Linked DNA regions of Mus musculus: regions 1, 3, 4, 5 and 6 are each linked to region 2. Evidence: chromatin loops called from intact Hi-C (ENCODE). Cell type or tissue: heart. All regions are shown on one strand.

What was found. Peaks named below come from ENCODE experiments on the same cell type or tissue, not always from the same donor. Only the 100,000 strongest peaks of a DNase experiment are listed, where the experiment ranks them.
Region 1: it touches region 2 in a loop (3.0-fold over the local background); 4 of 42 quality-filtered maps call a loop at or near these places.
Region 3: it touches region 2 in a loop (5-fold over the local background); 21 of 42 quality-filtered maps call a loop at or near these places.
Region 4: a loop joins it to region 2, with 2.2 times the contacts of the local background. A loop is called at or near these places in 3 of 42 quality-filtered maps.
Region 5: it touches region 2 in a loop (4-fold over the local background); 12 of 42 quality-filtered maps call a loop at or near these places.
Region 6: it touches region 2 in a loop (4-fold over the local background); 21 of 42 quality-filtered maps call a loop at or near these places.

The regions. Positions count from the first base shown.
Region 1 is chr2:118,762,524-118,767,523 of GRCm38, forward strand. It overlaps Ccdc9b (coiled-coil domain containing 9B), which reads right to left and starts at 138. Exons shown (of 11, transcript NM_001001982.2): 1 at 1-138. The coding sequence starts at 129. In heart, CTCF peaks have their summits at 2,167 (motif pointing right), 2,374 and 4,301 (motif pointing right); DNase peaks (open chromatin) are centred at 168, 1,118, 2,088 and 3,718; H3K4me3 peaks cover 510 bases; H3K27ac peaks cover 2,130 bases.
Region 2 is chr2:119,186,142-119,191,141 of GRCm38, forward strand. Dnajc17 (DnaJ heat shock protein family (Hsp40) member C17) reads right to left here. Exons shown (of 11, transcript NM_139139.2): 2 at 205-274. It also overlaps the pseudogene Gm14138. Among named protein-coding and RNA genes, the nearest start is that of Gm14137, 14 kb to the left of the region's middle. In heart, CTCF peaks have their summits at 3,036 and 3,389 (motif pointing left); a DNase peak (open chromatin) is centred at 3,350; H3K4me3 peaks cover 526 bases.
Region 3 is chr2:119,044,741-119,049,740 of GRCm38, forward strand. Knl1 (kinetochore scaffold 1) reads left to right here and starts at 2,379. Exons shown (of 24, transcript NM_029617.3): 1 at 2,379-2,483. n-TSgct7 (a tRNA gene) reads right to left here and starts at 2,091; the gene lies at 2,010-2,091. In heart, a CTCF peak has its summit at 2,438; DNase peaks (open chromatin) are centred at 2,131 and 2,401; H3K4me3 peaks cover 2,696 bases; H3K27ac peaks cover 1,874 bases.
Region 4 is chr2:118,900,101-118,905,100 of GRCm38, forward strand. Bahd1 (bromo adjacent homology domain containing 1) reads left to right here and starts at 1,515. Exons shown (of 7, transcript NM_001045523.1): 1 at 1,515-1,657. It overlaps Gm32957 (a long non-coding RNA gene), which reads right to left and starts at 1,080. Exons shown (of 4, transcript XR_003954052.1): 1 at 652-1,080. In heart, CTCF peaks have their summits at 1,052 and 2,724; DNase peaks (open chromatin) are centred at 231, 1,251, 2,291, 2,531 and 2 weaker places; H3K4me3 peaks cover 3,949 bases; H3K27ac peaks cover 3,014 bases; H3K27me3 peaks cover 506 bases.
Region 5 is chr2:119,109,964-119,114,963 of GRCm38, forward strand. Knl1 (kinetochore scaffold 1) reads left to right here. Exons shown (of 24, transcript NM_029617.3): 24 at 1-534. Rad51 (RAD51 recombinase) reads left to right here and starts at 2,851. Exons shown (of 10, transcript NM_011234.5): 1 at 2,851-3,071. In heart, no CTCF peak of the experiment used is centred here; a DNase peak (open chromatin) is centred at 2,718; H3K4me3 peaks cover 2,012 bases; H3K27ac peaks cover 1,488 bases.
Region 6 is chr2:119,032,884-119,037,883 of GRCm38, forward strand. It overlaps Rpusd2 (RNA pseudouridylate synthase domain containing 2), which reads left to right and starts at 1,907. Exons shown (of 3, transcript NM_173450.3): 1 at 1,907-2,585; 2 at 4,035-4,331. The coding sequence starts at 1,941. In heart, CTCF peaks have their summits at 1,975 and 3,229 (motif pointing right); a DNase peak (open chromatin) is centred at 1,938; H3K4me3 peaks cover 1,823 bases; H3K27ac peaks cover 1,578 bases.

The DNA of each region.
Region 1 (5,000 bases), 420 kb before region 2:
ACCAGGCGCTGAGAGAATTTCAAAACAGCTCCCGGGAGCCAGAGCTGGAGGGAAGCTGGAGCCACCAGAGCCGGCCCTGTCGGCCTCTCCCTGCCGGCTTCTGCTTCGCTGCTCAGCACAAGAGATCATGTTGTGATTACAAAAGAGCGCTCTGGGCTCCCAGCCAGGAACGCCTAGCCGCCACCCCCACCCTTCCACTCGCAGAGGGCGAGGACCGGGGCACCAGCAGCCGGCTGGTCTTGTCTAGCACATATCCCTGCCCTGCCTCAGTGTCCTCGCACAGGAGATCTAGGCACGAAGGGCCCACTTTCACCTGTGATCCTGAGCCCCAGTAAGACCCGCCCGCCTGTGTGTGCCCACAAATGGGATAGCTGGGTCTTCATCCCTCCCACTAGGAGAAAAAGGCAAGAGATGCAGGTTCCACACGATGGCTGACGGCCCTCCCTCGGGGCGTTTCTCTGCTTTCCTGCTGGCTGTCCAGTCAGCGCATTTAAGTCGTTAGATAAGAGTGAGAAACCTCCTCCCCAAGGCCATCTCACACCACCACAGACCCAAAATGCCACTCTCCCCCATTTGGTTTCTGAGCTGGAATGTGCTTTTCTCTGTACTCCAAGCATGGCCACTCCTGGAGGCCTAACTCTCTGGGTCTCCAGACCCCTACCATGCTAAAAGGAGCCTTTCTATGGGGTCCTTAACCCAGCAGAAGCTGGGAACAGTTAGCAGCCCTCTTCCCTTGGGATCCTCTCACAGAGCCCTTTCATCCTGACACTCCCAGGATAACATTTGCAGACTCTCAGATCCCAAGAAAGGACACAGACTCCTTCCCCAAGTAAGTATCTTCACACAGCCGAGGCCAGTCTCTGCCCAGGGGTGCCTAGGTCAGCTTCAGTTCTTATGTGGTCCTGACTTCCAGGCCTTGACATGAGTGTCACAAACTCTGGCATCCCCTATGTCCCTGACTGACCAGGCCTCAGATATTTCCCCTCACCATAATCTACCCCCACCCCGGTCTCTAGCCACCATGCTAAGGCCCTTTGCTGTCCAGGCTCTCGCCCCTGGCCCCACACCCCCATCTCTGCAGCTCCTGAGTTCCCATCCTGCTTGCAAATGCCACTGTGTACCCTCCTCCCTTCCTGCCGGATGTTCCCACTGAGTCAGACTCTTGTCTACTTTCCCAGCAACAGTGACGCACCCGAGCTCCTAGATCTCTCTCTCTCTCTGTCTCCCTCTCCGCTTTTGTCTACACACACATACACACACACACACACACACACACACACACACACACACACACACACACGTACAAGCACACACTTCCTCCACCTTCTCTGCACCCTGCCTCACAAATACTGCTGAGGTCAGCCTTATCCCAGAAACCTCCAGAAGTCCCAAGCTTCCCACTGTAACCGCCCCTGCTACACAGATCGCAGTCCGAGAGGGAGAGAGACCTAATGCAGCCCCCACTCTTTGTAATTTTAGTCCTTGATCAGGTTTAGAAAGGAGGGATGTAAACAGACTACAGAGACGAGGCCAGGTTTTTGTCCTTCTCAGCTTCCACTGCCAGCCAGTGTCAGAGCAGAGGGGTCAGGAGGCACAGGTAGACATCTGGCAACCCTGCAGATAGGATGACCCAGCCCCCTGTAAGAGCTTCAGGAAGATATCCTGAATGTAGACACAAAAGTTTCCCAGCCACCAGGCTGAAGTACCATGTACCCTGAACAGCTCCAAAGACAAGACTGAAGCTCCAGCTGCCGGCCACGTGTTTCCAAGTGTCACTCACAGCTTCTCACGCCCTTGAGCAGACCCCACAAAAACACGGTTTACCAGTCTGCTCTCCCACCGGACAGAGGCAGATTGCTATACTAAGTGCTCTGAGCTTCCCCCATTGCCTGGCCCAGTGCCCCCATGCCGTAAAGCCTCATTGCCTGCAGGATGAGTATGGAATTAGCCAGCACTACACTGTGTCACTGTGGGTACCTGTGCACAGGCTGTAACTGCCTTTCTGACCACTCAGATAGATGGACACAAGCTGAAGAAGGCAGGTGTGTCTCGACGGATCCCTGGAAGAGGGGAAATGCCGGGCTGTGGGAGGGGGCGGGGCTTGAGAATTTCCAGTTCGATATTTCCCAAACCAGGTGTCTTTTTCTCCAAGTCACCACTAGGGGGCAGAAGCATTCCAAAAGCTTGGCTGGCAATTGGAGTGGGGGTGGGGTTTCCTTCAGCCCCCTTTCTCACTATCATCTCCCAAGTCTAGCTCAATCCCACCTTCCAACTCCATCAGAACAGTCAGACTACACAGAGGTAAAAGCTTTATTTTATTGATGAGCCTGACAGGTGTTGTCTCTCATGCAGGCTACCTTACCTGTTTGTACTGCAGACGATACAAAAAGCCAGGGTGCTGGCCTTGCTGTCCCTAGGCCTCTTATTACAGCTACTCCACCAAAACAAGTTTGCTTGCGATGTCTCTCTATGCTCTCTCTTTCTCCTACTAGGGTTGGGCAGGATGACCTAGCCTGGTCTTGGATCACTGCTCTCCCCAGGTGACTCCCTGCACCTTCCCAGGTCACCTGCCAACTCGGGTGGCCACCACACCTTTAGGGCCTACGTCAGATGGACTTTATTGGTAGCATCTGGAAAGATACAGTTGGAGCCAACTTCAAGAACAGGATTGCTGGAAGTCCAAGCTTCTCTCTAGGGGACATCTGCCCAGGAGGAAAGGCTTAAGTCCATAGAGGTAGCGCTGCTCAGACCCTCTACCCCATTTCTGTCAGTGTGGACATCCCCACTGCTCTCCCCCACCCCCGCTCCTGTGGGAGACTGGTTGACTGAGTATAGTGTTTGGCCCTTGGCCTACTCCTCAGGCTCCGTCTAGGCAGAGGGAGATGGGATGGTGGATTCCAGTCTCCTTCCTCCTTACAGGCAATGGCTCTTATGTCTTTATAACACCAGGTGGCTATCCCTCAGTGAGTCATATGATGATAACATTCAAATACCTAGCAACATCCATATTTGGAATAGTATGTAGCCAGAGCAAGGTTCAGGCCGTTTTCCTCCTGCCTCAGGCAACTGCGCGGTGGTCATCTCCTCAGTTGAAGGAGTGCCTAAGGCTGCCTGCCTCCCTCAGTTCTGGGGTCTGAGTATGTCACAGTCATCTAGTGTGTGGACGAGGGATGACCTGAGGTGCCCCTTTAGTATCTTCTCTGGGTCTCTTTTCCTGTCTTCCACCCAACGTATCAAAGCCAGGCTCCTGCAGCACTGGTTCCAGACAGTCCCCCTGTGGCTGCTCCCTTTCCAGGCCCCAGGCCATTCTCTCGACCCCAGCACTAGGTGCTTCTGGGAACAGATCCTGTCCTTTGCCTGCCTGCAGATCCCAGAAGGCTGCTCCCACCCCAGTGCTTAGGAATGGCTCTTTGTTGGGGCTGAATCCTTAGAGGTCACTTGTGGGGAAATGTTGAAGAAGATAGACAAGGATAGGTTGGAGAAGGCAGCTCAAAGGACATTCTTTTCTGCTTGGCCTCAACACCACCCGCTCCTACAGTGGACATTCCTGTCTCATGAAGTGTCCTAATTCCTAGGCCTGGAACGGAGACCTCAAAGTACATGAAGTCGGGCTGGAGAGACCAGTCCTGAGCAGGTTCCAAGTCTAGGCCCCACCTTACCAAAAGCATGCATGCCACAGCAGGGTAGCTTCTGAAGGGAGCAGGTGACCTGCCTGTCTTCAGACTGGGTGTTGCCGCCTGGGACCTCACTCCATCCCTAACCTCCCAGGCTGCAAGGCCCATTCTGAAGTTACACCCAACCTGCAGCCCCAGTCTTAGCAGTGGGAGATGAACCCCAGTGTGGGACTGACCCCCTGTCCCCAAGACTCCTTGGGTTTGGCCTCTGTTCCTCATGGTGGAGACAGAGACTCACAGAGTTCTCCCAGAACCCTGTATTCCATCCCCCACCAACTGCCACCCTTGGTAGAGGCTGAATTTTGCCTGCATCTGGACCTGCCCATCACACGCCATTGGCAGAGCATCAACTGTGGGCTTCACCTAACCACATAAGCAAGACTCATACAGGAAGAGGCAGAAAAACAATGGTGGCCCACCCCCACTGCCGTGTGCGTGTGCGTGTGTGTGTGTGTGTGTGTGTCTGTGTGTGTTGAAACAGGCTTTCCCTGACTTTCCTGGAACTCACTCTGTAGACCAGGCTGCCCTGGAACTCAGAGATCCACCAGCCTCTGTCTGTGCTGGAAATAAGTAAGGATGGTGGCCTTTACAAGCAAAAGGATGTCCGGTTAGGAAAGTAACAGCCAGACTGGGGAGGTCACTAGAGGGCAGCCTCAGCAGTGACAAAGTCAAGGAGCTTCATTGAAGATCCCAAGGCAGGGCTGATAAGGCTCTGTGACAGGCAAGGAAGTAGAAAGTAGAAAGTCTCAGATGGGCCGGTTGAGGGAACTGGGCAGTGTCCAGACACCAGAGAGTGATGCTGGGGCCTGGAAGGGCCCTGTGGGATCTGGGGAAAGAGAGAGCAGGGGAAATCTTCAGGGAGACACAGAGCCAGGACAGTCTCCAAGTCTCAGGCCAGAAGTCCTCTTGGGAGCAGAAAGAGCTAGCCTGTGTCTCCCTAGTACATTCCTCACGTAGGTCTGGAGAAAGGGGCAGAGGCCCTGGGGCAGAAACTACACAGGCTCTAACTACCAGGAAGCTTACCACCTCAGGCTGGGGTGTGGGTGACGCCACGCCCAGTCAAAATAGAGGGGCCTGGTACAGTTTTGAAGGGTGACAAGGACAGAAGCCCATGAGCAAGGCTGAAGTGTGGGTGGTGGGAGCTAGCCAGATACAATCATGCAAAAGCCAAAGGTGGTGATGTGTGCAGCATCCAGAAGCCCACTGTGAAGCAAGGGGTGATGGGTAAGAGAGTCAAACAGGCCAGCGGTGCTCACACTCACTCCAGGAACACATTGCACCCACAGCTTATGGTTGCTGGGTCTCTACCTGTGATGTCATTTGATC
Region 2 (5,000 bases):
CTCAGTGAATACTTCAAAGAAGACAATATTGGCACACAGCAGGCCAACAATGAATGGTTAAGTACATTTACAACCGACTGTATATCCCACCATGTGAAGCCAAGCCCTTCACTGCTCAAGGCGGGTCATGTGTGTGCACCCACAGCGCAGGGGGGTGGGGGGGCAGGGGGCAGGTCTCTTCCCCCCAGATTCTGAGAGGCTTACCTGCTCTGGGGTTATCTGGATTTTTGTCTGGGTGGCAGGATAGTGCTTTTTGCCTGTACGCCTTCTTCACCTAGAAGAGTAAAGAAAACATAATCAGTCACCCTCCCGGAGGGACAATGTGAAAGCCTAAGCGATGTCACCACATCAATCTCATGCCACCTAAGAGGCTGTGGCTCCCTGGCACAGCCACCATGGCACCTGTGATAAGAAGGCGCAGGCCATGGAGGGAGTTGCCACTGACATCCAGCAGTCTCCTCACTTGATCCCGGTCTCACTCTTGGTGGGCATGGAAGCTATCACACTTAATTATTTTATTTACATTGTGCTCTTGAGTGTGCTGCCATGCTACGGTGTCCATGTGAAGTCAGAGGGCAGCAGGTGGAGTGGGTTACCAATGTGGCACTCAGATGCCCTGGTGAGGTGCCTTTAGTCTCTGACCCACCCTGGTGACCTTATCCGTTACATTTTAAAACACACTTTCCCTTTGACTCAGCCTAGGAATTTGAACTCGAGAGGAATGACTAAATATATAAAGATGCTCAATGCAACAACAGTTAGTGGAACTAGCCAAGCCTCTACCTCCGGGGGACCCATTAAAGCCACGACAGTGGCCTGGTGTTATGGGAGTCCATGCCTGTAAGTCCAGCTCTAAGGAAGCAGAAGCAGGAGATCACGAGTTCCAGGTTGTCCTGGGCTATATATAACAAGTTGCAAGCCAGCCTGGGCTACATTAGACCCTATCTCCAAATCAGGTCAAATCAAAACAAACAAAATAACCACTACAGGGGCTGGGAGCAAGCGACAGGAGAGATGACTCAGTGGGTGAGGGAGCTTGATGTCAAGTCAGAGTTCAATCCCTGGAACCCACAAGTGGAAGGAAAGAACCAATAGCTACAGGTTACCCTCCAACCATCACAAGCACACCATGGCAATACACATATGTACTCTTACACACAACACACAATAAAGAAGTATAATCTTAAATTCATTTTTTTTTTGGGCGGACAAGTTCTCTCTACACAGCCCTGGCTGTCCTGGAACTCACTATGTAGACCAGGCTGTCCTGGAACCCACATAGATCCTCTGCTTCCCGAGCCCTGGAATTAAAGGCGAGCACCACTACATCAGCTTAAAAAAGTAAGAGAGAGCCCAGGCACTCGGCTGTGTCAAGATGAAGCTGAACATCTCCTTCCCTACCACCGGCTGTCAGAAGCTCATCGAGGTGGATGACGAGCGTAAGCTCCGCACCTTCTATGAGAAGCGCATGGCCACGGAAGTAGTCGCTGATGCTCTTGGTGAAGAGTGGAAGGGTTATGTGGTCCGGATCAGCGGTGGGAATGATAAGCAAGGTTTTCCCATGAAGCAAGGTGTTCTGACCCATGGCAGAGTGCGCCTGCTGTTGAGTAAGGGGCATCCCTGTTACAGACTAAGGAGAACTGTAGAGAGGAAGCGCAAGTCTGTTCTCGGATGCATCGTGGACGCTAATCTCAGTGTTCTCAACTTGGTTATTGTAAAGAAAGGAGAGAAGGATATTCCTGGACTGACAGACACTACTGTGCCTCATCGGGACCTAAAAGAGCTAGTAGAATCCGAAAGCTTTTTAATCTCTCCAAAGAAGATGATGTCCGCCAGTATGTTGTCAGGAAGCCCTTAAACAAAGAAGGTAAGAAGCCCAGGACCAAAGCACCCAAGATTCAGCGTCTTGTTACTCCACGCGTCCTATAACACAAACGCCGATGTATTGCTCTGAAGAAGCAACGCACTAAGAAGAACAGGAGGAGGCTGCAGAATACGCTAAACTTTTGGCCAAGAGAATGAAGGAAGCCAAAGAAAAGCGCCAGGAACAGATTGCCAAGAGACGTAGGCTGTCCTCGCTGAGAGCTTCTACTTCTAAGTCTGAGTCCAGTCAGAAATGAGTCTTTAAGAGCAACAAATAAATAATGACCTTGAATCTCAAAAAAAAAAATGAAGAGAGAGAAATCAGCACTCAACACTTATGTATACAATAATCACTCTAGGGTTGTTCTTCCTCATGTTTGTTTTGTTTTTTGTTCAAGACAGGGTTTCTCTGTGTAGCCCTGGCCGTCCTGGAACTCACTCTGTAGACCAGGCTGGCCTTAAACTCAGAAATCTGCCTGTCTCTGCCTCCTGAGAGATGGACTCAAAGGTGTGCGCGACCACCACCCAGCTTGGATTTAAAATTTAAAAGCAATTAAGTCAAAGCATTACAGACGCCTGGTCAGGCTCATCAGCACTTTGTCCTCAGAGCATCAGAAGGACTCTGAGAAAGAGATGAGGAGCAAAGGCTCAGGTCTGTAACCCTAGCTGGCAGGCTGACAGGCTGCTCATGTCTGAGACAACACTGGGGTACAAGGTGAGTGCCACAGACCCTGTCTCAAAAAACAAACACAGAACAAAAAAAAACCCAAAACTATTTCTAGATGGATGGACGGGGGGAGGGGGGATCACATGCATGCACAAAAGGGGAAAGGGACCCCCAACAGTGTCTTGGTGTGATGTAGAACCAAGCTAACTGAATTTACTGTGTAGTCCAGGCTGACCTTAAACGTACCCTGTTCCTATCCTGGCCTCCCAAGTGCTGCAATTACACTCATCTACTACCAGGCCAAACTCTAGCATTTCTTTATTTGCAAAAATTAAAAAGCAGAGCCTGGAGAAATGGTTCAGTGGTTAGGAGCAGTTGCTGCTCTTAAAATGAACTGGATTCACTTCTGAGCACCCAAGTGGTTGCTTGTAACTCCAGGGGATCTGGTGCCCCCTTTTGGCCTCTAGAGACACTGCAGGCATAAGCATAGACGTGTGTGCAGGTAAAACACATAAAAACAAGTGAACCAACAGCTAGCAGACATTCTTTCATATGTGACCTGCTCAGACGTTTCCAGGAAAAGGTGGTACAGACACGGGCCTGACTCCGCTCACTGACTCCGCTCTGAGACCTCAGCATCTCACTTGTGTTCTGTACAGGTTTCCTGCTGCTTAAACTCCAGGAAGGAGCGGCTCAGCGCTCTGGCTTCCTGGTCTCTCAGAGGGAACTAATTCTACCTCTGCACTCAAGTGAGCTAAACAAGGACCGTCAGTGACAGGCAGCCAGCATCTCCCAGGAGAGTCCACCTGGCAGGCACCAGACTCAAACGCGCGCCAGTTCCCGAGCCCCGGATCTCTGAGGTTGTGCTGCCACCTGCTGGGCTCAGCCAGTCCCACACCCATACCTGCCAGGGCTAGTCTGGTTTTCCAGATTGAATAGCAAGGGAACAGATTGAACAGCGAGGGAACAGAAGTTCATCCCTGTTGGTCCATCTTCCCAACTGCCCACCTATGCATACCCCAGACCACACGCTCATTACCCCAGCTCTCTTATTAAAAAATTAAAATGAGCTAGGCATGAAGGCTTCACATCTGTAACCCCAACCATCAGGACACTGGGGCAAGAAAATTGGAAGCTCTGGACTAGACTGGGCTACAGAATGAGACCATAACTAAGCATTCCTCCCTTCCAAAAACCCAATACAACAATAAGGAAAGACATGGCTTCCCAGGTAGTCTCTCAAGTGCAATCCTGACTTCCAGGATGCATGCAATCTGTCTTTGCGCCCCCACTGAGCCCACAGCTACATCTGGTGCTCTTGAGCCGGGTTCTCACTGTGTTGACCTAGCTGGCCTGCAATTTGATTTGTAGATCAGCCTACCCTTTAACTGTCAGGCATCTGCCCACCTGTCTTCTCAGTGCTGGCATTACAAAGATAGCCACCTCTCGAATAACCAACCAACCAACCAACCAACCAACCAACCAACCAACCAACCAACAAACAAAGATAGCCACCTCTCGAATAACCAACCAACCAAACAACAAACAAAGATAGCCACCACTAGACCTGGTTCCTACCTCTTTTGTTTGTTTGTTTATTTATTTATTTATTTATTTATTTATTTATTTATTTATTTATTTTGGTTTTTCGAGACAGGGTTTCTCTGTGTAGCCCTGGCTGTCCTGGAACTCACTTTGTAGACCAGGCTGGCCTTGAACTCAGAAATCCACCTGCCTCTGCCTCCCGAGTGCTGGGATTAAAGGTGTGCGCCACCATGCCCGGCTCCTCTTTTTTTTTTTTTTTAAAGATTTATTTATTTATTTTTTGCATATGAGTACACTGTAGCTGTCTTCCGACACATCAGAAGAGGGTATCTGATTCCATTACAGATGGTTGTTAGCCACCATGTGGTTGCTGGGAATTGAACTCAGAACCTCTGGAAGAGCAGTCAGTGCTCTTAACCGCTGAGCCATCTCTCCAGCCCCTCTCTTTTATTTTTAAGCCAAGCTTTATTAACCATTTTCATATATATGCACATGTACATGTATATGTATGAAAATATATACAGTATTTCTTTTTTTTTTTCAAGACAAGTTCTCACTATGTAGCTCTAGCTGTCCTAGAACTCACTATGTAAACCAGAGGGGCCTTGAACTCACAGATATCCATCTGTCTCTGCCTTCCAACTACTGGAGTCAAAGGTGTGTGTTACTACACCCAGCTTTCCATGTGTGTGTCTGTCTCTGTGTGTGTGTGTGTATGAAATTATCTTTAATCTTTTTTTTACAGTCCAGTCTTTATCCCCCTCCAGGCCCACCCTCCAACAGTTCCTCATCCTCCCCCCCCCAGAGAATGTCCCCACCCCTTTTATATTTTAAGGCCCTTTATCTGCTTTTTTTTTTCCAGTGAGGTGAAACGCCACAAAATATATAAAGAAGCTGGTATGTGGGTGTGGTGGCACACACCTCT
Region 3 (5,000 bases), 140 kb before region 2:
GAGATGGATGCTCTGTCTGCTGCTCTAGATCAAATTTCTTTTTGCTTTGTTTTGATTCTCCAGTCGGGGCTTCCCTGTGATGCCTCTGGCTCTGTAGACCAGGCTAGCCTTGGAGCTCAGCAATCTGCCTACTGCTGCCTCCTGAGTGCCAAGATTAAAGGCTTGTGTCACTACCCAGTTTGGATCAAATTTCTGACACACAAAATTTGACAGACACTCTCAAACCATAGGAATTCTAAAGCAGTCAGAGTAATATAAAATACACGATTTCAATCAGAGGCAAAGTCACAGGCAATATCACTGAAGCTCATTGCCTTATTTAAAAGTGTTTTTGATGAGAGATTATGAAAATGATTGTCGCTGCCCACTCTTCACCCACAAAAAATTGGCTACTAAATTGTCTGCAAGGCCCCTGAAGGGATGTATGTCCCACCAGGACAGAAAACGGACAGTAAGACATGGCTGAAGAGAACTGGCCAAAAGTGCCCAGACTGTGAAGGTAGCAACATTCCCAAGGGATTTGGACCTAAAATGGAGGAACCAGGAGAGAGGCGTCTGACTGCCTTCCAATCATCAGTGCCACAAATCTTGCTGAAGCACCTGCCCCTGGTGCTGGGCTCTTGAACACTGAGCATGCCCAGTGAGAGGAATGTAAAATCACCACTCCAGGGGATCATTAAGAACTCTTCATGATCTGGTACCATACAGGATGAGGGTTAAACATCATGGAGTCAATAGATGTGGGTTACACTGTCCTGTCTGCAACTTAGAAGCTGTATAGCCTTGGACAAATTAATCTTTCAGTGTAAAACAACAATAATAGAATATGAAGACATCTATCATGATCACAGGGTTCTGCAGAGTCGGAGACACATAATCCATGTAAAATGTATGTTGCTTTTAGTTATGTAAAAAACATTAAGGGTTTTTAAGTGTGAGTTGAATGAATTTGTCTGATGATGTTACAGGAGGAAAATCTCTGTTCTTTTTTCTATTCCTAATCCTTTGGTTAAATCCAGAAGATTCAGCTTTTTGTCTTTTGAAAAGGTAGTCGTGTTCCTCTTCTTCAGTAGTTTCTGGATCATAGCAAGATTTCAAATGTCATGGGCATTTTTGTTTGTTTGTTTGTTTTGTTTTTGGGAGTTTTGTTTTGGGGTGGGGGTGGGGGGATTGAGACAGTGTTTCTGTGTAGCCCAGACTGTCCTGGAACTCATGCTGGAACTCACTCTGTAGACCAGGCTGGCTTCGAACTCAGAAATCCGCCTGCCTCTGCCTCCCAACTGCTGGGATTAAAGGTCTGCGCCACCACTGCCCTGCAAAGGGTTCACTTGGGTTACCCCCCCACCCCCACCCCCACCCCCACCCCTACCCCCACCCCCATGGGCACCTTTTTAATGTATACATTGAAAACAAATCCCATAGCTTGCTTAAGGGCTGGAAGAGGTGGCATTTGTAATGCAATATGGTACTTCACGATCAGGACAGGTATTAAACCCCCAAAATAGCGATTATGGGGGTATAGCTTTGTAATCCTAGCATTTGGGAAGGCGAGACAGGATGATTTTTAACCTGGAGGCTAGACTGCTACACAGTAAAACTGTGTCTCAAAATAACAAAAACAAAACAAAGCCCTCGGAGTAAGAGCTCATTAAAGACTGAAAGCATTCATCTCAGAGCTAGGACATTTCATGTTCCAGACCACCACTGAACATGTCCTGTTATTTTACTTTGTAAGAAATTAAATTCCTAGAAAAAAGTCTCTTTATCTGCTTTTTCTTCATCTGTGAGTCATAACATTCCAAAAGCAGCCTTTCAAATATCTCAATTCCTTCAGCTGATTTCAAATATCAAATTCCTTCAAATTACAATATCACCAACTAAAACACCTCGATGCTGAGACTAATTGTGTTAGATAGAACCTGATCGGAATTAAAACCCGAAGCAATATTTAATCACTTCCATCCTGTGGATTATAAATTCACATTACACTAATTAGCAAAAGACACTTTCGACGAGGATGGGATTCGAACCCATGCGTGCAGAGCACAATGGATTAGCAGTCCATCGCCTTAACCACTCGGCCACCTCGTCCCAGAAGCTAGTTTCTTCCTGGTAGCTATAGGGAGTAGACACAGAGCGCTGTGACGCAATACCATGGAAGTCGCCATTTTGTACGGAAGCCAACAGTGCGATTGTTTACTCTGCAAACACTCGAAAGAAGATGGCCGTTCTCAGAATAACAGAGACGAAGAAAATTCTGTAGAAAAGAAGAAAAACCCGAGGGAACTTAAGTCAGAGCAGAGGAGGACAGAGAAGTTTATGTCTTAGGGGCGGGGCCGGTCTGGAGCCGAAGGGGTGGGGTCTGCGCGGCGCGCAGCACTGAGCATGCGCATCACTAGGGCGGTTAGATTTGAATACTTCAGGGACGTTGAGAGGTGACGTCCGACTCCAAGGAGCGCGAGGACCCCAGACAAGTCAAGCAGGTGGTCGGTGGCGGGTCAGAATGCTCCTTTCCGTTCTGGGCTCCTGAGAGGGCTCGGGTTCTGTTTGAGTGCTGAAGGGCGGGCGCGGGTTGCTGAGGTCGCTCGGTCGTCGGGGCGATCTCGGAAAGGCCCTGCAGCCGACCGGACCGCGCGAGCGCCAACGGCCCGCTCTCCTTCTCCTGGAGCGCCGCGTTTCGCTTCTCCTTTCCCAAAGCCGCTCCATTCCCGGGGTCGTGTCGTCTGCGCGGTGCGCCGTGGGCCTCCGGGTTCGCCCCGCCCATCATCTTTGGTCAGGGCTCCGGGATCCGGTCCCACCGTCTCTCGCCAACTCCTTGTGGTATGTGTTTCTGACCGACGTTCCCTGCTTCCGTGGTCTGAAGGCGACGAGTGAACTTTAAATTGTAGGCTCCGTCCGAGCACAATAATAGAGTTTCGGGTTTCTGCAGGTCCAACATTAGTAAAGACAAATCGGTGTGTTAGATTACATAAATTTCCTTTCCCATCCAAAAGACTTTGGATTCCCTTTGGGAAGAAAAATATTGCCTACTGCAATTTTTAAAATGTACTAGACGTTGTAGTTTGATTTATGCTCATATATTTGAATGCCGAGTCAACTGAGAGTGGCACTGTTTGAAAGGATTAGGAGGAGGGGTGGCCTTGTTGGAGGAGATGTGTTAATGAGGGATGAGCTTTGAGGTTTCCAAAACTCTGCCTGCTGTTTGTGGACGTTCTTGGCTACTCCTTCAGCATTGTGTTTGCTCGCAGGTTCCCCATGATGACTGCTATATAAGTCTCTGAAACTGTAAGCAAGACCCCCAATTAACTGCTTCCTGCTATAAGAGTTGTGGCCATGGTGTCTCTTCACAGCAATAAAACTGTGACTAAGACAGAAGTTAACAGAGATAAAGCATGTGGCTAAAACCCAAAGCAGCAGTTTATTCTAGACACCAAGGTTGACCGTTAGTTTTCATTTCAGTTAAATTGGTTCCGTTGAGTCCCTTGTATGTCTCATAGGTTCATTGTCTTGTGCTAAAGTAGACTTCATGGGGATGGCATTTCATTGGTCAGATTGTTGGAGAGATGATTTATAAATATGGAAGGAAATATATCGTAAGGTATTTGGTCATTAAAGGTTAGGTTCAAGCAGTGTACTTCTTGACTATGTGAATGGCTGGAAACCTTTACAAGTTGATAGATGTAAATGGAGTAAAATGTTTGGGATGGTGATATAAATGATGTGTTTGATGCTGAGAATACGAGAAGGTACTGATTCTAGATACTGGATCGAACAAGCGTTTCCAATAGAATTTTCTGTGATAATAATATTCTATATCTGCACTGTCCAACATGGTATCTATTAGCAGTCATTTTTGGCGCACTTAAAATATGGTTATCAAAGAAATGTAGTATGATTACCAAAAACTTGAGTTTTAATTTGTTTCATCTTAATTTCATTGTATATAATCATTCAATTTGACAGCACAGGTCTAGAGTCTGTATCAGTGGAGTCTGAATCAGTGAAAATGTTTGTATATTTTGGTTGTATAAATTCAGGAATGGACAAAGAGCCAGATAGTATTTAGGCTCTGCTTGCTGTGGGTCAGTATGATGGTCTCTGCTACATGATGTTTTGGTGGTGATGTTTATTTTCTTCAGTTAAAAGAAAGTTCTCAAAGGTTGCTTTGGCCCACTGTTGGTCTGCAGACCCCTGGATTATTTAGACTGGTGGCTCAAACTTTTTGGTTCAAACAGTCCAAAAGAAATACTTAATATCCTCATTTTTATATAGCTTGGTTCAATAAATTTAATGAGTATGTCCTAACAACTTGGTAGCCATTTGGTAAGTGTAAGTTGAAGGAAAAGATAATAAACTTTTTTCTTAAGTAATCAAGTTACTAATTAAGTCCACTAGCTTTTATTCATACCAGTTGCCAAAGCTCTTACTTCACAATGATACGGTATTATTGATGGTAATGTAGATAGATAATATTTTGAATTAGTTCATGCAGTGCCTGATAGATTTCAAGAATGGCTGTTAAAAAAACTAGTAGTATCCAAAAACCTGTAAGTATATAAGTAAAAACCTGTAACTATATGCTATAAGTATACCCCTAAATGCCAAATGTAGTTTTCTAGACAATCAATAATTAGTATGAATGTGATCAAAAGCATTTTATAAGTACGGTTTATTACAGTGGTTTAGGGGCTTGACCTGTTTTGTTAAAGGTGTAACACATGGGTTATATAATAAAATACACATTTAATGAAATTAGAGACTTCCAGAAAGTTTTGAATCTCATTGGTTAAGTGGTAACTAGTTCACAAGTTGGAGAGGAATGGTTCTCAAAGACTTTGAAACAACAATGGTTTAGGTTACCTTGGGTTAATAGTTCCTAGTAGTTACCTGTTTTGAGTACAGAACTTAAAACTATTCCTGTAAAAGATAAGCTGAACTTGAAATGATTTCTATAGAGCAGTGGTTCTTCAGCCTTGCTAATGCTGTAACCTGTTAATACA
Region 4 (5,000 bases), 290 kb before region 2:
TGACACTACCCTTTTTTGCTCCTGCTCCTTTACCTCCCAAAGCGCCCCTCCCCCGCCTGAATTGGAAATGAGGCTTTGTTCAGGGGTGGACTCGGTATTTCTCAAGAACCTACTGTGTGCACATTACAGCTCCTTGAAGTGAAGTCCTGGGCTGGCTCTGGCGCTACAAGGTGTCCAGGACACAGCCCCTTCCCGCACCTCCCAGGGACTTCCCACCCCTTCATATGACCTCAGCCTGCTGTGCCCACCCACCCAGCTGACCCCGAGAGCGTGCTCAGGCTTGGAAAAGCACGTCTGTGGGTGTGAGAGACGGAGCCACAGCATAAGGCGACTATGGGGAAGCTAGGTAAGTGTCTGCACTGGTTCTACACTAGCTTGGGGACGCGAAGGAGTGTGTCCAGCCGCGCCTGTTGGGCTGCCCGCCCCTTTCCCTCTCCACCGGAGAGCTCTGATGTTCCCCGCGGTGGTGGAAGAGGGTGTGTGGGTGTCAAGGACTCACAGACCAGACTCTGCTGTCAGCTGGAAATGGATGAGGGTTCCACACTTGGCTTCTGAAAGAGGGCGAATTGGGAACTGGGGTGGGGGGCGTTAGGTGAAGGACAGAAAGAGGAAAAAGAGATGCGGGTGAGGGGTTACCGAGCCAGGACCGACCTTGCTAGGAAGGAAAGGAGACGTGGCAAGCAGGGAAGTCGGAAAGATGAGGCAAGGGCGGGAGGGGCTTCTCAGGAGTCGGGGCCCTTTCGCGCGAGTCTGGGGCCCTTTCAGGAGGAAAGGGGGTGTTGTTCTTGCTTGAATTTTTCGGTTGGTCTTCCCGAAGCTTTGCCATGGGGGCAGCAGCCTGAGGGTGAGGTGCCCCCTCGACCCTCAGTTTACTGTAGCCGGTGCTGGAGAGGTTACGAGGAAAGAGGGATGTAGAAGGGTGATGGTCAGGGAGGGGGCGCGCTAAGATTTTTCAGGGTGGGGGTCTGCAGTGAGGTGCTGGGGCTTCAGGGTCAGGTCACCATGGGATACTGGCTCAGGCTCCAAAGACCAGGAGAAAATACAAGAAGCCGGCAAAGAAAATCATCCCCCGCCACCACCCTTGGCACCGTACCCCTCCCCCCAGGCCCCACCACTCCCCGCACCGCCTCCCCCGGCCGCCTCGTGCTGCCCCCTGCGTCGGGACGACCGACCCACGATTCTGATTGGTTGGAGACCGGGAGGGGGAGCCGAGGGCCGGATTGGCTGGCGGGGCCAGCGCAGGGCGGGGCGGCTGATTGGCGGAGCTTGCCGAGGGGCGCGCCGCTGATTGGCTGAGGACGAGGAAGCAGGAAGGAGGGCGGCGGAGGCTCCGCTCTCGGGGAGTTTGTGGGGGAACCGCGAGCGGCGTAGCGGATCCCGGAGCCCGGCCCCCGCTGCTCGCCCGTCCGGCCGCCTGCCCCGCCCGTCCGGCCCTAGCCGTCCGCCCGCCCCGGCCAGGCGCGCCCGCCCCCCCCGACGGCCCCGCCCGACCGCGGCCCCCGCTCCGCCTGCCCGGCCCCGGCCCCCAGGAGGAGGCGCTGACGCAGCAGCGTGGAGCCCGGGAATTGAGCGCCCCCGGGGGGTTCCAGCCGCCGGATTCCAGCCCGGCCAGGGCCTGCGGGCGCCCGAAGCCGCGCCGTCCGCGCCTCTCGTCCCGGTGAGCTAGGAGCCGGGATCCAGGAGGGGGTAGGGGAGGGCGAACGAGCGAGAGCGAGCGAGCTAGGTAGGCGGACTAGCAAAAGGGAGAGGACCGGCCGCCCGTCAGCGCGCCCCGCCGAGCGCGCCGCGCCGCCGCCCCCGCCAGCCCCGGGAAGGGACGGACGGACGACAAGAAGCAGGTGCGGCTGCTTGCCCGCCCGCGCGCGCCGCCTCCCTCCCCCGGGTCCGGCGCTGCGGTCCCGCCATCGGGGAGCATTGCGCGCCTCGAGGTGACAGCCCCCGGGGGGCGCCCGCCTCGCAGGCCGGGGGCGGGGTGGGTGGCGGCCGCAGGGTGGCAGCTTGGCCGGGCGGCGGCGGCGCGGGCGTCCCGGGCTACGGAGGGCGGGAGGACGCGGGGTGCTTCCTCGCCGCGGCGGAGCCGGCTCGCCTCCGAGTGCGCGGGCGGCAAGGCCCCCGCCAAGCCCCCTCCCCCATCGTGGTCCCGGAGGCTAGGGGCCGCGGCTGGGGGCGTCGCCGCGGGAGCGCCCTCTCGGGGTGGGGGGCGCCCTCCCGGGTTGGGAGCTGACCGGCAATTGCCGGAGGGGGGATGGGGATGGGGGCCGCGTCAGGGCGAGGGGTAGTGTGGACTCGATCGGGTCGGGCTGAAGGAAGGGAGGCGCCGAAGACGGAAGGGGACCGGTTCGAACAGCGAGTGTGGGCCGCGGGAGGCCCTGTGGGGACCGTGCGGGGCGGCGGCCGAGTCCGAGGTGGGGCGGGGGGAATCGAAGTTGTCAGACCGCCTCCAAGTGACAGCGGGACCCGGTGCTCCAGGCCTGGCCTGGTTGTGCCCTGCCAGTCCCGCCGCCTCTCCTCTGGGGCCGTGGACCGGGTCAGGTCGGGCCCAAGGGGCCCGCTCGGCGGTGAAGAGCCGGACAAAGGCGGCGCCCGAGCGGGCGCAGGTAGTGGTATCGGGGAGGGGAGCGAGTCCGGGGCACCCACCCCAAGGGGCGGGCACGGGGCCGGACTCTGCCCTGGGGACTGCGGGGGCCGGGGCGTCCACCGGGAGGAGCTGCGGCACTGGCTCTGGTCTGTAGCCGCAGATATCCTCGCGGCTCCGGGAAGAGTGGGGTCGACTTAGCCAAGGCGGAGGGGCAGGGTTGAGGGGTGTGCGCACCGAGTGCCCTGGCCGGTGGCGAATGGGCTGGTGGACTCACAGAGGCGAGCGGAGCCTGCTAGCAGTGAGGCTTTCAGCAAGTCTGCCTCTCGGTAGAGGTTTAACTCCACCTGGGATGTCTCCTAGTGGCCCATTGTCGGCAGTCTTAAGAGCACAGGCGGCTACTTGGATTGGGACTAAGGGACCCCACCCCCCAACACACACACCCACTGTGCTTGGCGATGCCTTCACTATTGCTGTAGCCGTCTTCCTTGGGCAAGAAGGTACCCACATAGGGACATGATAAAGCTGAGTCCATAAATTGAGGCAGAAATTTGAAGACATAAAATAAGGTTTCCAGCTTTCTTTTGTACCACCTGACACGTTTCTCCCCATCTTCTACCTCCATAATCTTCCACCAACAAGGAAAGCCTCAGAGAGACCACATTTCTTGGGGACACCACTGTTCTAGGACACTTTGGGATCTCTGGCTTAAGCTGTGAGCGCTAACCCCAGCGGGTGAGCAGCTCTAGGCTGTATGATGTTTACCCGTTTGAGAAAATCCACTCGGCTCCGGTGCCCCTCCTCATGTGATTAAGTTGGGAACAGGAAGAGAGGAGTCTCAGGCTGATAACAGCTGAGAACATGGCCTTTTGCTGAGAAAAATCTGGGTTGGAGTGGCACACCAGTGGGACTGGTCGAGAGCAGCACTCGGCTGTGTTTGGCTCTAAGCCCACCGTGAGAAAGCTGCTGTCTGCCAAAGGAGCAGGAACAGGGTATGGAGTTCATTCATAGCACCCCGGCGCTCTCTCCCCAGGAGAGTCTGGACCCCAGCTTGGGTGGAGTTGAGGCTTGTGGGGAAAGGGGGTATTACCTCACACAAGAGACTGAAGTTTGTTGGAGAGAGTTTAATTGTATGTCTAAAATCCAGAGAAGGCTGGAGAATCTTTCCTTTTGCTGGGGTTGCACTGTGTGTGATTTCTTTTGGTGGCAGTCAGAAGGGTGACCTGGTTTGGCTGCTGGAAGGTGGGAATTGCCAAAATAACATTTCCCTCTGTGGCAGGGGTTTAATCTGGCAGGAGATACTTGTCTGTCAGATGAGTGTTTGGGAGGGCTGGCCCTGGGGAGTTGAGCCATTAACTGAGATGGTTTTGGTAGCCATCTCTTTCTGTCCCTCTCCTCCCTTGTTTCTCTCCTGTACCTCTTATCACTCTAGAACGGATGCTAGCCTGGGACTGGCAGCAAGTCTCTTCTCTGCGTCCTGGTGTGCACTACCATTGCTGGGGTTGGTTTGTTCTTTTTGGTGTCTCCCTCCCTCCTTCCCTCTCTGTTGCCATGTTCCCGGGTCAGTTTCTTCCTGCTTCCTCTGGCTCTTCTGGTCCAGTCTGTACACAGCTAGCTACCAGATCTTTCTTCCGAAGCACCCCTTCCACATGTCAGTTTCTTACTCAATTGTGCTGGCTTCTTTTTGCTGCAGTCTAACCCTAGGCAATGTCCCTAAGGCTATTTGCTAGTCCTGCTGAGCACTTTTGTCTGTCCTGCCCTTCGCACCCAGCTCCTACCCCTTCCTTCTCTCCCACTTGTTTTTTGTCTTGGCGTTGACCAGTGAGCTTGTGAAAATGGATTGTCTAACATGGTATCTTCTCAAATGCTTTGTAGATTGGAAGGTTCTTAGGAATCGAAGTAATGAGTTAAACGCGTGTGTCTGTGTGTAGTCTAATCTTACTCTTGGTGTCGTGTGATGTGGAATTCAGTGTGGATGGAGGGGAACCTTTGGCTTTTCTAGAAATGCTCAGTATGGATGCAGTCCTTGGAGGTCTCTGACCTTTTCTGTGAAAGGTGTATAAATAGGGCACGTCTGTAAGGCTCTGGCCTTGGGCATGTTTAACTGCTGTTTCTGATCCATCTGCTGCTGAAGATTGTTCACATGACAGACACCACACAGACAGGAGTTGGAAAGGGGCTGTGGTCCTGTCCTCCCATTGTCCTCATGGGGCCAGTCTCTTGCTGTACCCAGCTCTGCTGTGTGTTGGCAGTTTACTTGTTGTCTATGCTACCGTATGCTTTACCTCTTTCCGCCTGGGTGTCAGTGAGGGAGAAAACGCTATTCGGAGAACCCCTGACAAATAACCCTGGATCAGCCCTGTGGATGGGATTTGTATGGTTCCTTTTATATTAAGTGTTTTTACTGACTTCCCAAGGTAGAGCT
Region 5 (5,000 bases), 76 kb before region 2:
ACAGATGTGGGTCAGTTGAATACTTGCCTAGTTCAGGAACTCAGAGTTTGATGCTCTGCTCAGTACTACATATACCAGTCATAGTGGTAAGTTCCAGTAGTCCCAACACTCAGAAGGGTCCAAGTTCCAAGTATCTTCATCTACAATGCAAATTTGAGGTAAGCCTGGGCTACATATACCAATTAAAGAACAGACATGACTAAGATTGTATAGTTCAATATTTTTCCAATTACAGTTATATTTTTAGGAATTGTTGGTTCTCTTTTAGAATTCTAGTTCATCTTTTTTCCCAGTTCTTAGGTTTTTGGTTTTTGAAGAAAAGTACTCAGACTAGTTTAAGCATTTTGGGATGTATGGGTTGTGCTAAATTACCAAAAGCAACACCCATGCTGCTGGGCCTCTGAAGAAGTGGAAAGATCTGAAAAGTGATAAGAACGAAAAGCAAGTTTTTGGGTCTTGGGGTATTTGTTTCTTCTACCCCTTTCTATCTCAATTTAACTGAGAATGAATAAACCTTTTCTTGTTTGACAGCCACTGGTGTCCTTTGCCTCTTAAATTTCTAAGCTAAGATTTGCCCAGATTATAATTCTAATTTCCAGGAGGAGCAATTCATTTTTTACCTGCTATCAATCAGTTTGTTTCTTTCTACAACCAAAATGCTTCTTGAACTGGTCTGTCATTGTCAAATATTTAACTCAAACCTCTGTCTCACCTGAAATACTTTTAAGAGGGATTTAGCTCAGTGGTAGAGTGCTTGCCTAGCAAACACAAGGCACTGGGTTAGGTCCTCAGCTCCAAACCAAAAAAAAAAAAAAAAAAAAAAAAAGTTTCATGGAGGAGATGGCAGCTGCCATGAACCCTGGCTACCTGAGTTGAATCTTGAACTTCCATACGTGGTAGAAGGAGATGACTGACCTTCAAGTTGTCTTCTGCCCTCTACTTGTGAAAACAGACACACACACAATGTATTTTTAAACCAAACCAAACCATCCTTTGACGTAAAATAGTATAAGTATAAAATACAAATTTTATCCACTTTAAAACTACTCACAACAGGCAGTGGTGGCGCATACCTTTAATCCCAGCACTTGGGAGGCAGAGGCAGGCAGATTTCTGTTCAAGGTTAGCCTGGTCTACAGAGTGAGTTCCGGGACAGCCAGGGCTACACAGAGAAACCCTGTCTCAAAAGAAAAAAAACTACTCAGCCCTGTGGGCACACACCTGTATGGGGTTGGGAAAAAAAAAAAAAAACAAGCTACATGGGAGTCTGAGGCAGGAAGATTCAAAGTTTAAATGTCACCCTGGGAAATTTATCCAGAGAAACTTAACTAAGGTGTCTCTCAAAATACAAAGTAAATATACATCAAGAATGGTGGCTTTTTTTTGTGCAACCCCAGACGTTGGGGAGCTGAGTCCAATCTGGGTTACAAAGAACCTGTCTCAAAAATAATTACCTGGGGCTGGCGAGATGGCTTAAGTGGTTAAGAGTTCCCACTGCTCTTCCGAAGGTCCTGAGTTCAAATCCCAGCAACCACATGGTGGCTCACAACCATCCGTAACGAAATCTGATGCCCTCTTCTGGAGTGTCTGAAGACAGCTACAGGGTACTTACATATAATAAATAAATCTTAAAAAAAAAATTACCTAGGGCTGAAGAGATGGCTCAGCAGTTAGGAGCACTGAGTCCAGTTCCCAGTAACCACATGGTGGCTCACAACCATCTGTAAATGGAATCACAACCATCTGTAAATGGAATCTGATGCCCTCTGGATGTCTGAAGACAGCTACAGTGTACTCATTAAATATAAGTAATTTTCAGCTAAGCATGCAGCTACGTTGTTGAAGTGCTTGTGTGGCATGCATACAATCCAGGATTCAATCCCCAACACAGAACATAGTAATGTTCCAGCAGTACAGGAAACAAAGGTGGGAGAAGGATTGTCATTCTTGGCATAGAGTTAAGGAGCCGGGCGGTGGTGGCACACGCCAGCACTTGGGAGGCAGAGGCAGGCGGATTTCTGAGTTCGAGGCCAGCCTGGTCTACAAAGTGAGTCCAGACAGCCAAGGCTACACAGAGAAACCCTGTCTCGAAACCAAAAAAAAAAAAAAAAAAAAAAAAAAAAGAGTTCAAGGAGTATGAGATCTTGTCTGAAAACACCTAGATGTATAACAAGAAACATACGAAGTTCCTGGCAAACTCCACAAACCTTTACTTTATTCAATTTTGCTCCTACTTTTCTGGAGTAACCACTACAAAGCGAGAGAAGAAAAAAAACACTAGAGAGTGAGTTATTTCGCTTTAGTTTTTGGTAGTTTTATGAATGTATATATTTAGATTATATCCACCGGTCCCAACCCCCGCCCAATTAAAAGGTTTTTTTTTTCCACCTCGCTGATTCCCACACTGGTTTTCTAATCGCTGGCTCCATTCGCAGGTTTTATCTTTATTCCAGCTTCTTCATCTCTGCCGCCCACAGAGACCAAGAGAACACCTGGTTCCAAAGCATACCATCCCAACTACCAAAGATCCACACTCTGCCAGAACTGGCCAAAGCCTTTCTGACCGAAGTCCACATCCGCTGTGCAAGAAGTTTTGCAGAGGTGCTTCCGCAGCAGTGCATTCTGGGTTATGTAGTCCTGGGCTGATCACATCGTCTTTGCAGACTTGTAGTCCTCAGTCGGGTAACCAGAAAGGCCGGATCAGAACAATCATAAAGGAAGGGAAGAGTGACCCTACGAAATCACTCGGCTTCAAAGCCGTCCGGCATGTCCGTCAGGTTCGCAGCAGAAGCGGAAGTAGGTATGAGGCGGGTCGGAGAAAGGCGTGATGACGTTGCAGCGATAGGAGCGTGAGGATTTGGCGGGATTTCCGAAAGTCGCGCGCCGTGCGCAGATCCGCGCCTGGGCAAAGCCGAGGCGCTCCCACAGGTGTGGCCAGGAAGACTGAAATTTTTCGTAGAAAACCTGACAGAGGAGCAACGAAGCGCGTTCGAGCCGGGTGAAGTGGGGGGAGTGTGGTGTGTGCAGAGCCGGCTGCCCGGAGGAGCGAGCGGCCCGTGGCCGCGGGACAGGTGAGTGTGCGGCGCCGGCGCACCCCTTCCATGGCCGCTCGGCTTCTTGAGCCGGCTCAGGCCAGTGCTCCCGTAGCCAGCTTTGTGGGTCCCCTCTACGCTGAGAAACCGGAGAAAGGCGGAGCAGGGCGACCAACCGACCGACGCTAACTGACCCACTGAATTCGTTGTGGAGAAAACCGACCTGTACTTCAAGCATTTGTTTTGAGACCCGAGGTCACGACCTAGGCTGGGCAGGGCTCGAACTGCTACCCTTAGTCTCCCAATGCTGGGATTTACAAACTTTCAGGTTCACTTCTGTGGTCCGGACGCAGGAAGCTGAGATCAGAGAAAAGTGCTCACAGCTGTTACGTAGTAGGGCCAGGGCTAACAGATTCTTGGTTACTTTAAAATGAGGGTAGTGGCTGGTCTCTCTGGAGACTGAAGTAGAAGGCCCCAGAGTTCAAAGATTGCGTAAGCAAAAGAGTAGCAAAGACCGAGAAATAAAACAAATTTCTAAAGAGAATCTTGGCTAGATGACTCACCTATATAATCGTAGCACTTGGGAGAGGCAGGAGGATGACAGTTTCAAGACCATCCTGAGCCACAAATGGAAGAGCTGTCTCAGAAAAGGAAAAGTGAAGAACAGGGGCTGGAAGGTGGCTCTGCTGTTAAGAGCACTTGCTGCTCTTCCCAAGGAACTGAGTTCAGCTCCTGTACCCACATGGTGGCTTACAACCAACCATAACTCCAGTTCCAGGGGATCCAGTGCCGCCTTCTGACCTCAGATACCAGGCATGCTTGTGGTACGCACACATGTATGCAGGCAAAATTCTCATGAACAAAAAAGAAATCTAAAAGGAACTTCCAAGAAATAAAAATAAAATGAAGTATAAAATACAAAGATGTATAAAATACAAGTGTATACGTGAGTGAATACAAAGTGAATATATTGGGGGCTAGAGAGAGGGCTCAGTGGTTAAGAGCACTGACTGCTCTTTTGAAGGTCCCAAGTTCAAATCCCAGCAACCACATGGTGGCTCACAGCCATCAGTACAACTGCAGTGTACTCATATACATAAAATAAAATCTTTCAAAAACAAGACAACAAAAAAAGAATGTATCTATGTAATCACTAATAGACTGCTGTTACCATGCTATAAACCTCTTGTTATCCTTCCTGGTTTTAGTATTTCCCCCTCACCCTGATGGCTGAACAGTGATTTCTAAAACTGTTCACTAAGGTGGCCTACCTTTAAAAGGCATTATTTAGGCAGGATCTGATTTTGTAACCCAGAAGCTAGTTTGGAACTCGGGATCCTACTGTCTCTGCCTTGTAGGTGCTGGGACTACAGGAGAGTACCACTGTGCCGGCCATATTTTTGGTTTTGTTTTTTTTTTTTTTGATCAAGGATCTTGCATTTTAGCAAAAACTGACCTTGAACTCCCCATCCTGACTCAGCTTCCCCAGCTCATCTTCGCCTGTTTTTAAATTTCATGTAAATATGTCAGTGGTATTGGATGTTTGTTCCATATGCTTGCCAACACTTGATTTTTTTTTAATTTTTTGATTTTTTTAATAATTTATTTTATATGCATTTGTGTTTTGTCTGCATGTATGTCTGTGTGAGGATGTCAAATCTTGGTGTTGTAGACAGTTGTGAGCTGTCATGTGATGCTGGGAATTGAATCTGGGTCCTCTGGAAGAGCAGCCAGTGCTCTCAACCTGAGCCAGTCTCAACACATATTTTATGAAGGTCATATAGTATTTTATGAACTTGGGAATGGGTGTGGGGGCTGCTTTTTGAGATAATTTAACTATGCAGCGCAGCCTGCCCTTAAATTTGTGGTCGTCTTCCTGACTCGCCTTCCAGGTGCTAGGGCAGTCATGGACCTCCATACCAGGCTTTTTTTTTTTTTTTTTTTTCTTTTTTGACAGGGTTTCTCTGT
Region 6 (5,000 bases), 150 kb before region 2:
TTTTCATTGTCTGAATACCTTTTTATTTTTAATTAGGTATTTTCCTCATTTACATTTCCAATGCTATCCCAAAAGTCCCCCATATCCTCCCCCCAGAAATTTTTGTTTATAACTTTGAACTCTCTATTTAGTCAAAGATGACCTAACAATTCTGGTCCTCCTATGTCCACCTCCCTTTGTGGGACTTTTGATATATAGAAGCATTTAGATAAAAATCATCTCTTGATCTTCTCCAGAAGGCTAATGCATAAGAATAGTCTAAGCCAACATTAACATTTTGTATAGTAAACGCCCATGAGAAAGTTCATGCTCACATACTTGAACTGGACTAGACACTTGTCCTGTTTTTAGACACTAGCAATCAAATATTTACATTTTTTGGAGAAATCCCACTGTGAAGAATAATGGGATTACTGACTATTGCCAGGCACTCTGTAAAATAAAGACAGATTTAGTCCCTCTTGGAAGTTTGGCTCCCTTGTAGGATTCCAGATCTTGAGATAGGATCACAAAGAGACTGATATATTTAGTGATTTTCAAGGGACAAAGGGTTGTGGGGGCAAAGAGTAATTGGCACAGCAGCAAGTCTCACAGTGGCAGCATCCCAAGTGGGGTTCTTCTCCAGCAACAGATAGTTTTCAGAGGCCTTGCTTGCCTTGATTTGGTCTCTTTCCTCAGTCTATACTTCAACTCTTTTATGAATCCTATGAAGTACTAACATCCTCCCAGTAATCCCTGCTCTGATGAAGTTAGCCAGTGCAGTTTTCAGCATTTTGCATTTAAGAACCCTAGCAGGCTAGGGAGATAAAGGAAGGGCTAGGCTCAGTTGGTAAAGTGCTTGTCATGCAACATAGACCTCAGTTCGATCCCCAGAACCGACATTAAAAAGGTGGGCATTGCAGTACATGCTTGTGAGAGGCCCTGTCTCATTAAACAAAATGGACGGCACCAGAGAAAGGTCATCTGAGGTTGACCTCTCACCTTTGCACACACTCATACATACAAGTGCATGCAACTGGCACACACATACACACATAAGACCTTGGCAATAAAATTTTGATCCATTTGAAGTTCTAATGTGCAAGTGGTTCTGGATAAGAGTTCATGGAAGTCAAATAGGCAATCTCTAGTTCTTTTCATGCTGTTAGCAGGAAGGGCAGGTGTGAAAAAAATTGCTTCTGGGGAGTATGTCTATAATACATATGTACATATACAATTATATATAATATGTAATATATAATATATATAATAATAGCTTTATCAAGGTATGTAACATACTATAATATGCAGCCTTTAAGTCATACAATAGCAGTACTGGGTATACTTAAATGAACGAGTGCTTGATACTCTAGGATTCTCCAACACTGTCCCTCAAAAGTAAAAGCAAAGTAGACAAATTGGTACTAATACAGTCATAGCTGTAGCAACTTTCATTCTGATTGGTACTTTTTTCCTGCTTGTTTGCCTTGTATTCGTTTTTTAAAACAATAATAATTACTATTCTTTTGCTTGTCTGCTTTTATTTTGAGACACACTCTTGAATAACCATAGAACTGAAACTCCTGATGCTCCTTCTGAGCTACAGGTGTGCGATACCTTGCGGGCTCTGCCTCTTTTAAGTACACTTTTAGGCGTTTTTTACAGACCCAGGAAAATAGCGCTTATCTATTTGAAATGTGTACCATCATCTCCATTCAAGTCTTTTATGTGGAGCACTCCCGAAGATTTCCTTTAGGAAATACCATCTGATCTCTTCAATGAGTCTACCTGTGACCTTGGGCATAAGGGTACTCCAAGCAAGGACTTCCTCAGACACCTAACTCTGAAAACAACTCACTTTTCCCTTCTTGCAAACCCGCCTCTGTACTGGGATCTTCCTGATTGGTTGTTACCTTGTGACGCCATCAGATTGCGACCCTGAAGCGGCTAGCCGTGCTGTCATGTGGCGGGGTGTCCCGGGCTGCCTACGGGACATTGTGCAGTGGCAGGTGGCGCTCTGGTCCCACAGCTTTGTCCGGACTTGGGGTAGCTGTGGGAAGGCGATGACTGAGGCACTGTCTGCGCAAGCCGAGGCAGCGGGCGGGCTGAAGGCTTTGGTTCAGCCAAATGGAGATGCTGGTAGCAACACGAGCGGAGAGCCGCTCCTGGAGCGCCTGGAGCCGGCGGCGGTAGGGAAGCAGGTCCCGGAGAGCGGGGACCAGGCCCAGGGAGGCGAAGGGCAGCTCCCGAGCAACGGAGAGCAGACCCCAGCTCCAGTCGCCGACTCAGGCAAGAGGAAAAAGCGGAGGGGCGCCACTGGGGAACGGGTCGTGCCGCCTCCGAAGAAACGGCGCACCGGGGTGAGCTTTAGCGATGAGCACTTCGCAGAGACTACCTACTACTTCGAGGGCGGCCTGCGCAAGGTGCGGCCCTATTACTTTGACTTCCAGACCTACTGTAAAGGTCGCTGGGTGGGCCGCAGCTTGTTGCACGTCTTCAGCACCGAGTTCCGATCCCAGCCACTGTCTTACTACGAGGCCGCTGTCCGGGCAGGACGCCTGCATCTCAACGAGGAACCAGTCCAGGACCTCAGCATCGTGCTCAAGGTGGTGTCTGATGGAACTAGCTTTGAGAAAAGGAGGGAAGGTTTTGGGATTTTTTTTGTTTGTTTGTTTTCTCAGACACACCTTATAAGTATGGGAGTAAAGTGATGGTAATTCAGAAACAATCTCATTTTCTCTTGGTGCTCTTTTAGTCCCCGCTTCCCACAGCCCCAAGTAGGTTAGATAGCCTTCCCACGCTCCAGAACTTAACCTGATCATCCTTGCCAGCAAGGCTGTTTGTTTCCAACAAACAAAATGGAAATTCTCATGTTCCTTTAATATCTGCCTTGTGGCAAGGGCACTGCCTACTTTCTACCCTGCATGATATATCTCTGTACAAATAATAATAGAGACCTCATTTATGTGTTCTTAACTGTATCAGGAACAAAGTTAAGCGTTTTGTGCACTCTAACATTAAACTCAAGTGGCAACTTTGGGGAGTTTGCATTGCTTCTTCTCCCCTTTGTGACCAAACTGAACCTCAAAGTAAGGCAACAGTACGATTCCCAAAGTGTGCGCTCATATTAACACTGAAACTCGTTTCCCATGTGTATAGAATTAGGAAGTCAGGGATAGATACTAGGCAGGTGTTTTGTTTTGATTTATTTATTTTATTTTAGTACACTGCAGCTGTCTTCAGACACACCAGAAGAGGGCATCAGATCCCATTTCAGATAGTTGGGAGCCACCGTGTGGTTGCTGGGAATTGAACTCAGGACCTCTGGAAGAACAGTCAGTGCTCTTAACCACCGAGCCATCTCTCCAGCCTTTTTTTTTTTTTTTTAAATTCAGTGAGACTACTATCATTAACACTGGCTCACAGAGATTGTAAGGAGAAAAGGAGAATTTCAGGATTTGGAAATAACCTTCCCCATACAGATTTTGAAAACCATAGGTTTTTAAACCAAGTCCTAGAGGCGTTAAAATGACTTGCCCAAGAGTATGTAGTGAGCTTGTATCAAATCTGTGTGTAGAGCCTAGAGCTCTGAACTTGTGTTGTTTGTTCGTAACTAGTAGAGGTTGTCTCTCTATTTAAAAGACATTTACTTTCAAATATATTTCTGTCAGGATGGTGAGATGTTCAGTAGGTAAAGGTCCTTGCCACTAAGACTCACAACCTCTTGTCTCTGCGTGTGCCGCTGTTATGCATGTACACACATAAATGAATGTAATGAAAAATCTTAAAATACAACTTTATTGTAAAGAGTATATAAAGAAGCAAAAATACTCATTCTCACCACCAAGAAATTCAATCAACTTTGTATATTTTTCAAAACTAGCTGTATGCCTGTGTATATTTTTACAAAATGAGATCTTACTACACCCACTTCTTTTTCTATTGAAGGCTTTACTGTGACCGTTCCTCTGTGTCAGTAAGGAACTGAGGAGCTGGGGTGACTGACTATCTATAGGTTGCTGGTCCCAGGCTGATGTTGCGTATGTTTTTGACAGGACAATGATTTCTTGCGGAACACAGTGCACAGACATGAGCCACCAGTCACAGCAGAGCCTATCCACCTGCTAGCTGAGAACAACGATGTGGTTGTTATAGACAAGCCGTCCTCCATTCCTGTGCACCCCTGTGGCCGCTTCCGACACAACACGGTCATCTTCATCCTAGGCAAGGAGCACCAACTGAAAGAGCTACACCCACTGCATCGGCTGGACCGCCTCACCTCAGGAGTGCTCATGTTTGCGAAGACAGCTGCAGTCTCGGAGAAGATCCATGAGCAGGTTCGGGATCGGCAGGTGAGTCAGGCTTTTGCCTGCTGTACACTGGAACACAGAGGAATCATAAAGTAGATTGAGGGGCATCTACAACCTTCCTCTTTTGAGGAGGCTCAGCACCTGAAGTTCCAAAGACAGCTATCCTGTATGCTTCAGAAGGGCTTTGGAGATGGCCCTGGTAGTTTGCTGTTCTGGAAACATTAAACATTGTTAAGATTTTGAAGAGAGCTCACTTAGTAGGATAAAGTTGAAAGAGGTGCAAGTAAGATTCTTACTGGTGGTGATTATGCTCTGCATCTGGATCATAATTCGCTCATTGAGCACACGCCAGACTTAATCCCCAACACATTAGAACCCAATTTATGAAACGCTTATGGTAGCCCCGTGAGGTAAATGTTTTCTCAGTTCATATTTTCTTTTTAAAAGAATTTCTATTATGTATTCATTTTAGTTTATATGAGTGTTCTGCATGTGTATGTGTATGTGTGTGTGTTCGTTTGCGCACGCGCGTGCACACATGCCCCTGCAGAGGTTAGAATGAGAACAGCTCTCCTGGAACTGGAGTTAGGGATGGTTGTGAGCCACCATGTAGATGCTAGGAACTGAACCCAGGTCCTCTGGGAGAGCAGCAGGTGATCCTAACTGTGGAGCCATTGCCCTGACTTCATACTTTCTAGATGAGATATGGGA